Linked DNA regions of Homo sapiens: region 2 is linked to region 1. A link is an interaction called in ENCODE POLR2A ChIA-PET data of the cell type or tissue named here. Cell type or tissue: HCT116. All regions are shown on one strand.

What was found. Peaks named below come from ENCODE experiments on the same cell type or tissue, not always from the same donor. Only the 100,000 strongest peaks of a DNase experiment are listed, where the experiment ranks them.
Region 2: POLR2A ChIA-PET joins it to region 1 with 7 read pairs; 3 of 35 experiments call an interaction of 5 or more read pairs at or near these places.

Annotation. Positions count from the first base shown.
Region 1 is chr15:78,578,956-78,583,955 of GRCh38, forward strand. It overlaps CHRNA5 (cholinergic receptor nicotinic alpha 5 subunit), which reads left to right. Exons shown (of 6, transcript NM_000745.4): 2 at 1,856-2,007. Among named protein-coding and RNA genes, the nearest start is that of CHRNA5, 16 kb to the left of the region's middle. In HCT116, no CTCF peak of the experiment used is centred here; no DNase peak of the experiment used is centred here.
Region 2 is chr15:78,724,678-78,729,677 of GRCh38, forward strand. LOC105370913 (a long non-coding RNA gene) reads right to left here and starts at 4,237. Exons shown (of 3, transcript XR_932509.2): 1 at 2,935-4,237. It also overlaps the pseudogene LOC646934. RefSeq lists enhancers at 2,264-2,818, 2,819-3,372. In HCT116, no CTCF peak of the experiment used is centred here; a DNase peak (open chromatin) is centred at 2,344.

The sequences.
Region 1 (5,000 bases):
AGCTCTGTAGTAGCATAAGCATAACTGTGATCCCCAAATCTAACCAGTCTTTGGCCATAGTATCCAAAACATTTTATATTTTGACTTTTTTTTTTTTTTTAACAACTTAGGTCCTTAAATAGATTTTTTTGAAGAAACAAGTTTCTTTTTAGTATATTTAATGGCACATGTTTCCTGATTTTTGAACGGGAATTCCTCATCTTCATTTTACATTGGGCCCTGTGAATTATTTAGCCAACCATGTTCACATTCTCACATATACATACATTTATTTATTTATTATTTGTTTGTTTGTTTGTTTGTTTGTTTGTTTTTTGAGACAGAGTCTCGCTCTGTTGGCCACGCTGGAGTGCAGTGGCACAATCTCGGCTCACTGCAACCTCTGTCTCCCGGGCTCAAGCAGTTCTCCTGCCTCAGCCTCCCAAGTAGCTGGGATTACAGGCGTGTGCCACCATGCCTGACTAATTTTTGTATTTTTTGTAGAGACAGGGTTTCACCATGTTGGCCAGGTTCGTCTCGAACTCCTTACCTCAGGTAATCTGTCCGCCTCAGCTTCCCAAAGTGCTGGGATTACAGACGTGAGCCACCGCCTATTTATTTTTTTTACTGATCTTGAAATAAACCTTTCTTGATTCTTTATCCTCAGTATCCCTATATCAGCATAACTTTTGGAAAGAGATCATTCCTGTCTTTGCACTCTGTCTTAAACATACTGCAGTTCATCTCTCTTCTCTTCCCATAGATGGCTTTTGTTAGATTCACCATTGACCTCACTGTTGCTAATCCAACACTCAGTTCTCAGCTGCCTCTCCATGTCTCATGAGTAGCATCAGTAGATTGGGAGGCTCAACCCTTCTTGCTGCATTTTCTTCATTTAGCTTCCAGGACAGCATGCTATCTGCTATCTTCGAGTTCTTCCTTCCTTATTCCCTAAAAAGCAGTTTTATACAAATGTATAGTTTTATACAAATATAGTAGCAAAGTATGTCAAAGCTAAATCAATCATTCAATATTTATATATTTTCATATTAAGATTATGACAGGCCAGGCACAGTGGCTCACAGCTGTGATCCCAGCACTATGGGAGGCTGAGGCGGGCAGATTGCTGAAGGTCAGAAGTTCAAGACCAGTCTGGCCAACATGGTGGAACCCCGTCTCTACTAAAAATACAAAAATTAGCCAGGCGTGGTGGTGGATACCTGTAGTCTCAGCTACTCGGGAGGCTGAGGTGGAGAATTGCTTGAATCCCAGTGGCAGAGGTTGCAATGAGCCGAGATTGCACCACTGCACTTCCAGCCTGGGAGACCAGGCAGGACTCCGTCTCAAAAAAAAAAAAAAAAAAAAAAAGATTATGCAAATTAAAGCAATTTTAACATTTATAATTGATAAATGAGCTTTGCTTTAGTATATCTGTTTTCTAGGTTTGGAATTTCAAGATAACTCCTGCCACCCTGGCAATTTAAAAGCTTTTATTATTTAGATTTGAAACTATTCTGTATTGAGTACTGAGTGTTTCTTAAGGAGCTCAGCATATTCCAATAGTCAGTCTGATTTAACTGAGACGTATCTGAACCAGAGTGTCCCTTATTCTATCAGAAATACTTACATTAATATTTCATTTTAAAAGCTGCATTAATAATAGCCTAAATTGTAGTTTGGTTCATTAATAATCTGAACTTTTTTTTTCCTTTTTTTTTTTGAGACAGAGTCTCTCTCCATGGCCCAGGTTGGAGTGCAGTGGCCCGATCTTGGCTCACTGCAACCTTTGCCTCCTGGGTTTGAACTTTTGTTTGAAAGTACAGGTATCTGGTGGGAGAGAAGCGAGTACATTAACTTTTAAAAATTTGTTATACAGGATTATCTGAACCTTCTTCTATTGCAAAACATGAAGATAGTTTGCTTAAGGATTTATTTCAAGACTACGAAAGATGGGTTCGTCCTGTGGAACACCTGAATGACAAAATAAAAATAAAATTTGGACTTGCAATATCTCAATTGGTGGATGTGGTAGGTGTGCATATCCTTCTATAGTCAATTTCCCACAGATTTAGTGAGAGCCTGGTGTGTGCCCAGGCACTGTGCTAGGCACCAAGGATTACAAAGGTGATTGAAGCAGTCCTTTGCCTGAAGGAACTCACCAGGGAAAAGTAGTGATTGTGTCACATACATGATAACACACTGTGTTTATATATTTTATAGTTTAGAAACTGTTTATCTCAATTTGGTAATTATAAGTCTATCTTTAACAAATTCAAAGATCTAAAACATTGTGTATTCCTTAAATGTGTTAAAAATAGTTTCAAAAAGTTAGCTTGAAAGGAGGGAAAAGAAAATAAATTTTTAAGTTTAAGAGAAAAAGTCCAAAAATAGAGTGATAGATTCTTAGGAACTAAAAGTATCACAAGAGATCATTATCTTGGGCTCACACTTAAAACATTTCAGAAATTTTTCTATATGACGTTCATTAGTAGAATAAGTTCCCTTGATAAATTGTACTTATTGTCAAGAGATCCTATCTATTTAAACTAAAACATTCATGCTAATTTTTAAACTAGTTTCTTCTTGTTCTGAACATGTAAATCAATAATTATTTCCCTGTTGTGTTCCCAAAATAACCAAGTATATGTATATTTATATATATGTATGTTTTAAAATAACATTTATAGATGTGCTTTATGTTCTGATTACAGAAGCAATGCGTGATTTTTGTAGAGAATTTGGAAAGTGCAAAAAATACAAATGAGAAAATAAAAAGTGACTGTAATTCTACTACCCGGAGATGACTAATGTTAATAATTAGTTGTGTTTCTTGCCAGTCTGTCTTTGTGTATATGTTACAAAATTGGAATAATATTTTAGAAATAATTTTGATTACTGCTTTTTCTCTACTATGACATGATGAACATTTTCTTATGTCATTACATACTCTCCAAATATAATTTTTAATAGTTACATATTTCATCTATAATTTAAGCATTCTCCCATTTTGAACAGAAGCTTGTTTCCAATTTTTCTTATTATAATTAACAATGATGAATATATTTGTACACAAATGCCTGAACGTCTCCTTTCCTTAAGAAAGGCAGTTAGTGAACCAAAGGATATACCTTTTTCAAAGTCTATTGCTATGTCATCTAATTGCTTCCAGAAAGGTTAATGAATATATGTGGACTGTGTGTGCTCAGCCCTTAGCTAGTCAATATGGGGAGATTTTAAATGAAAATAGGAAAGTGGAAAAGTAAGGTGGTAGCCAGGTGTGGTGGTTCATGCCTGTTATCCCAGCACTTTGGGAGGCCAAGGTGGGTGGATCACTTGAGGTCAGGAGTTCCAGACCAGCCTGGCCAATATAGCAAAACCTCATTTCTATCAAAAATACAAAAATTAGCTGGGCGGTGGTCCGTGCCTGTAATCCCAGCTACTCAGGAGGCTGAGACAGGAGAATCGTTTGAACCCTGGGAAGCAGAGGTTGCAGTGAGTTGAGATTGCACCACTGCACTCCAGCCTGGGCAACAGAGCAAGACTCTGTCTCAAAAAAAAAAAGAAAAGAAAAGAAAAAGTAAGGTGGGTGGGGCTTGCTCTCAAAGATCTTTCTGGTTGAGGTCATTGACACACAAATGGTGTAGAAAACTGTAGCACTAAATCATGATGCCAGAAAGAGCTGGGAATGCAGATCTTAATGAATGACCTTATCAAAGAAGGTAGGGTAGATGAGGTGGCACCCGAGCTGGCTTTGTAGGAAGTGTAGGGTTTCAACGTGGCAGAGAGGAAAAGTATTTAAGTACAAAGGAACAATATAGTTGTAGGTATATAAGTGATAACTGAGCCTTCCTGTACAGCTGTTTAGATCAAAAGATGAATGTTGGGAGCCCTGGCATACAGGAGTGGTCTGACTGGACGGTGGAGAAGGTGAGGAGAATCCCTGCATGCCACTTCGTCTTTACTCCTGCCATGTTTACTTCTTGGGAGAATTTTCCTACTGGCACTAGCCATTTATTATTCAAGGCCAAATTCATCTGTCAGACCCTTTGTGAAATCTTTCCAGAATCCATAAGACAGCCTCTCCTGTGTTCAAAATTTTTTTTTTTTTGCACTTTAATATGGTGCCCATTACACTCACTGGTACTCATGTGCTCTGGCATTTCATCTTCAAAGCTGGGTGAACTTTATTCCTTGTATCTGTCCCAGAACCTAGCACGGTATCTGGTACATAGTAAATGCTGAATGAGTGAGAGACCTGATAGGCAACAGACACGATCAAAGCAGTACTTTCAGAAGATCAGTAAAACAGTAATGTACATGGTTTTGAGGAGTGAAAGAGAGACTAGAAAATGAAAGGCAAGTTAGAAGACCACATACAAGAAGGAACAGGACTTGACCACTGAATATGGAGGGAGGCATCACATTTTGAAGCCTAGGTGATTAGAGTGGAAGAGTAACACATTTGAAAAATACTGTCGGCCGGGCACAGTGGCTCACGCCTGTAATCCCAGCACTTTGGGAGGCCGAGGCAGGTAGATCACAAGGTCAGGAGATTGAGACCATCCTGGCTAACACGGTGAAACCCCGTCTCTACTAAAAAATACAAAAAAATTAGCTGGGCATGGTGGCGGGCACCTGTAGTCCCAGCTACTCGGGAGGCCGAGGCAGGAGAATGGTGTGAACCTGGGAGGCGGAGCTTGCAGTGAGCCGAGATTGCGCCACTGCACTCCAGCCTGGGCGACAGAGCGAGACTCTGTCTCAAAAAAAAAAAAAAAGAAAAATACTCTTCATTGTTACGGGAGTAGGGCAGAGAAGATGATGAGTTTGATTGTGGTTTGAGGTGTTAATTCCAAAGAAAATGTTCACTAGCTTTTGGGAAGTCAAGACTGGCTCTGAGATGACAGATGAGAACAAGGATGTCCATCTGGAATTGCTGGCCTGGAGGAGACTGTTGAAAACTTTGATGAGTTTTCTTTGTTTTTGTTTTTGCCCTTGCCTCTCACCTCCCACTTTGATGAGTT
Region 2 (5,000 bases), 150 kb after region 1:
ACAAAAATTAATTCAAGATGGATTAAAGACTTAAACGTTAGACCTAAAACCATAAAAACCCTAGAAGAAAACCTAGGCATTACCATTCAGGACATAGGCATGGGCAAGGACTTCATGTCTAAAACACCAAAAGCAATGGCAACAAAAGCCAAAATTGACAAATGGGATCTAATTAAACTAAAGAGCTTCTGCACAGCAAAAGAAACTACCATCAGAGTGAACAGGCAACCTACAAAATGGGAGAAAATTTTTGCAACCTACTCATCCAACAAAGAGCTAATATCCAGAATCTACAATGAACTCAAACAAATTTACAAGAAAAAAACAAACAACCCCATCAAAAAGTGGGCAAAGGACATGAACAGACACTTCTCAAAAGAAGACATTTATGCAGCCAAAAAACACATGAAAAAATGCTCATCGTCACTGGCCATCAGAGAAATGCAAATCAAAACCACAATGAGATACCATCTCACACCAGTTAGAATGGCAATCATTAAAAAGTCAGGAAACAACAGGTGTGGAGAGGATGTGAAGAAATAGGAACACTTTTACACTGTTGGTGGGACTGTAAAGTAGTTCAACCATTGTGGAAGTCAGTGTGGCGATTCCTCAGGGATCTAGAACTAGAAATACCATTTGACCCAGCCATCCCATTACTGGCTATATACCCAAAGGACTATAAATCATGCTGCTATAAAGACACATGCACATGTATGTTTACTGCGACATCATTCACAATAGCAAAGACTTGCAACCAACCCAAATGTCCAACAAGGATAGACTGGATTAAGAAAATGTGGCACATATACACCATGGAATACTATGCAGCCATAAAAAACGATGAGTTCATGTCCTTTGTAGGGACAAGGATGAAATTGGAAATCATCATTCTCAGTAAACTATCGCCAGAACGAAAAACCAAACACCGCATATTCTCACTCATAGGTGGGAATTGAACAATGAGAACACGTGGACACAGGAAGGGGAACATCACACTCTGGGGACTGTTGTGGGGTGGGGGGAGGGGGGAGGAATAGCATTGGGAGATATACCTAATGCTAGATGACAAGTTAGTGGGTGCAGCGCACCAGCATGGCACATGTATACATATGTAACTAACCTGCACATTGTGCACATGTACCCTAAAACTTAAAGATAATAATAATAAAAAAAAAGAAAAAATAGAAAAAAGCTTAGTTTGGTGTGGGAAAAGAAGCTCACAGGTTATGGAGCAAATCATGTAAGATTCAACCCTTGATCTCAGCCTAGTGTGGAATTCAAGTAACAAGCAATACACAGTGACATAACACAATTCTTGGTTTTCATGATTGCAAGTCATAGCCAAGTATCAAGTGAGAAATTCAGTTTCATTTGCAAGGCTTAGAGAGGCCAGGTGATTCTAGAAAAATAGGCCTTGTATATGCTTTAAACCAGTAAAGAGCTTTGAGTGCTTATTAAATTGAAAGCTTTGTGTTTTTATTAATTTTTTACTTTTTTTTTTTTTTGAGATGGAGTCTCAGTCTGTCACCCAGGCTGCAGTGCAGTGGTGTGACCTTGGCTCACTGCAACTTCGGCTTCCAGGTTCAAGTGATTCTCCTGCGTCAGTCTCCCGAGTAGCTGGGATTGCAGGTACCCATGACCACACCTGGCTAGTTTTTGTATTTTTAGTAGAGACGGGGTTTCACCATGTTGGCCAGGCTGGTCTTGAACTCCTGACCTAAGGTGATCCACCCGCCTAGGCCTCCCAAAGTGCTGGGATTACGGGAGTGAGCCACTGCACCCGGCACAAAAGCTTTGTGTTTTTAAAGATATTAGACATGTTTCTTATTTTTTAAAAAAAAAAATCTTAATAATGCAGGAAATTAAGAAAAACTTTTTCCAAAAAAAAGAATTCATTGTGATTATCTTATTGGAATGTTGGATAATATAGTCCACTTCATTAAACATCAAGCATGCTATGGATTTTCCATTTTTATAGGAGTTGTATCTCAATTGAAGTAACACTGGTAATTCTTGTACTTCATTTGAAGATGAAAAATGTAGGCCAAAATCATAGACCTTGCATAGAAGCTGGATAATGAAGACAGCTCTGGTGGAACACGTAGACATATGCACACTGATACACATATATAAAAAGTATAAGCACATATATTTTTTAAAGTTTATTTTTAAAGTTTTAAAGCTTTTAAAGCAAAAGCCGGCCCCTCCCCTCTCCTGGAGTGGGCGGCCCCTCCCTGCTCCTGGAGTAGGCAGGCCCCGCCCCTCTCCCCAAGTGGGCGGGACAGCAGTTGCATGGGCAGCTTTCCTTGTGATGCCACAGGTTCCTCTGGACACACTGCTGCCTGGCCACGCCTCCTTTCCCTTTCATCTTTCTCACTGACCAATGGGCTTGGAGCATTAAGGCCCCGCCCCATTCTGCATTACAGTGTGGCCCTGGTTACACCTCCTCTGGCTCAGTCACACAGCTGCCTGGTAGGTGACTGGAGGTGTTCGCTGATGTGGCCCTAACCCTGCCTCCCTCCCCACCCCACGATGTTAGAAGAAACTCAACAGAGGAAACTGGCCACAGCCAAGAAAAAAGTAAAACGCATCAGATCATGGCCCCCCCAACCCAGCCACAGATCCCCTTTGATGGCAAGACCACTGCCAGAGTCCATACCAGCCCTTAGGCACACCGGGCTGGGTCCCCCCACACTGGCACCTCTGTGCTCCCTCCAACCAAAGTCTTGTCAGTCAGTCCCGCCCCTTCAGCAAGCAGCTCAGGCCCTGCCCTCACCAATCACCCCAGGGTGACTTTGGGCGAGTGACTTCTGGGGCTCCCGGCTCCATACTCAGCCTTCACATCCTGCCACCCCAAGCCCGACCTCCCTGAGTTCTTTGGGCTCACCTCTCCAAGGACCTGGGTCCCCCAGCCCCAGGCCCCACCCTCACCAGTCATCCCTGGGTGACTTTGGGCTGGTGACTCCTCGGGCTTCCTGCTGCAGACTCTGCTCTCCCCTCCTGCTGACCCAAGCCCGACCTCCCTGGGCTCTTTGGGCTGGTGTCTCCGTGGACCTGGGTCCCAGCCCTACATCCCCCTGCTCCATTGTGAATCGGTGACTCAGCCATCACACTGATGTTGTTCCCTCCCTCCCCTAGGAGGAGTGGAATGTAGTGATGTCACAGTCCCCCCAGGAACTGTCATTACTGCTTCAAGACCGGCCTTTGATCTTACAACCCAGTCCCCTAAGCATTCTCACCCCATTTCTGGTTCCTGTGGTCACAGCACAAATTTCCAGCTGGAAGGGGAATGGGGACTATGGGACCTAGGGGCAAGAGGTTTCAGGCTGCCTTACTCCCTTCACATAGACATTGACAGCGTGAAAAGCCTACAATTCCCCCGTGAGCTCAAAACATTGACAGTATCTCTGGGTGGCAATGGGAGAACAGGTTTGGTTTGGTTTGGTTTGATTTTCTCCCAGGCTTCTACTCTCCAGAGAGACTTTAACATTATTTTCTCAGTTCTCCACCTCATATTCTAATTCTTCATGGTTCTGGGACCAGACTGCCCTTCAGTCAATGGTCGCTGGAGTGAGATTTGCTCATCTTCTGTGGAATAGATCTGGGGAAATTGAACTTGACAGCTTGAATCTTCCTCTTATCATCCCAATCTGGGGTACTTTGAGTGCCACAGGATAAGTGTGGGAGATCTTTCTGAAGCATCAATTTCCCTTGATTCCCTTGAGAGAGAAAAAGCATTAATGTACTTAGGGAAGACAGTCACATAGGTTTCTAAGAGTATACCAGACTTCTCTCTGAAATGAGACTTGGGTTGTCCTCTTTCTGATAAATTCTGAGATTTAACAAAAAAGCTGCCTTCTGCCATGAGGACACATTGATATAAAAGTTTAAGAGGTACTGGTGCACTTCTTCACACTAACAGACATGTGAGGATGTATGACTGTAACCCACACAGAGTGCAGTTCCTGTCTACTTAATGTTTACTTTTCTACCTCTGCCTCTGGTTTTGGTCCCTGGCAGCTGCTGATTCATGGCAAAACCCCAGAGCTTGGAGTCAGAAGACTGAGTTTAAGTTCCATTATTGCCCCTGCCCTTTTTTTTAGCTATAATATCCATCTCTCTCTGTCACTAAGTGATCGTGACAACACCTTGTAGTTGTTGGTGGCATTAAATCAGATGGTGTATAAGAGTATTTTGCAAAAACTGTAAAGGAGAATGTGGCTGTAGAGGCTGGAAGTTCTCACAAGTATTACTGCTCTTCTTTCCCACAGCTAAAAGAATATCAGCAGAGGAACAGCCCTGGTGTTCCAGCAGGAGCAAAGACAAAAAAGAAAAAAACTGGCAGTAGCCCTGAGACAACCACTTCTGGTGGCTGCCACTCACCTGGGGATGTGAGTCTTGGCTGGCCTGGCTCCTGGAGACGGGGGGCCCAAGGGGCAGTGGAGGGTAATTGTTGAGATTGCTGGGTACTGGTTAAGAATTCTGGGTTTGAATCCTGCCTCTCCATCTTCTAGAGATCTGATTTATGGCAAGTTGCTTGAGCTCTTTGGGCCTCTCTTTTCACTTCTGTAAAATAGGGGGAATATTGTTTGACTTCCATTTGTGAAGTTTAAATGAGATTCCTTATGGTTGTTTTTATGTTAACCCCTAGTATGTGGCCTGCTGTAAACACCCAGGATACCCAGGAAATGGTCATTGCTGTTTGATTTTCCTGATGCCCAGTCTCAAGGGGAAGCTGGGCCAATGAGTACAGCCACTTGCCATCAGGCTGTCCCTATAGGAGTCACTGAAGGGGGCCCAGGGTGTGGTGAGGAGAGCCCCAGACACCAGGAGTAAGAGAAGATCTAACTTGCCACCAGCTTGCTGGATGACCACAGAAAAATCACTTCTTCCTTTGGACCTCAGTTTCCTCCTCTGTAAGATGATACTGGATAAGATCAGTGTCTTTCAAACTTGTTTTTTAGCTGGAGTCCCCTTAGTTCAAGTGAACCCTTACT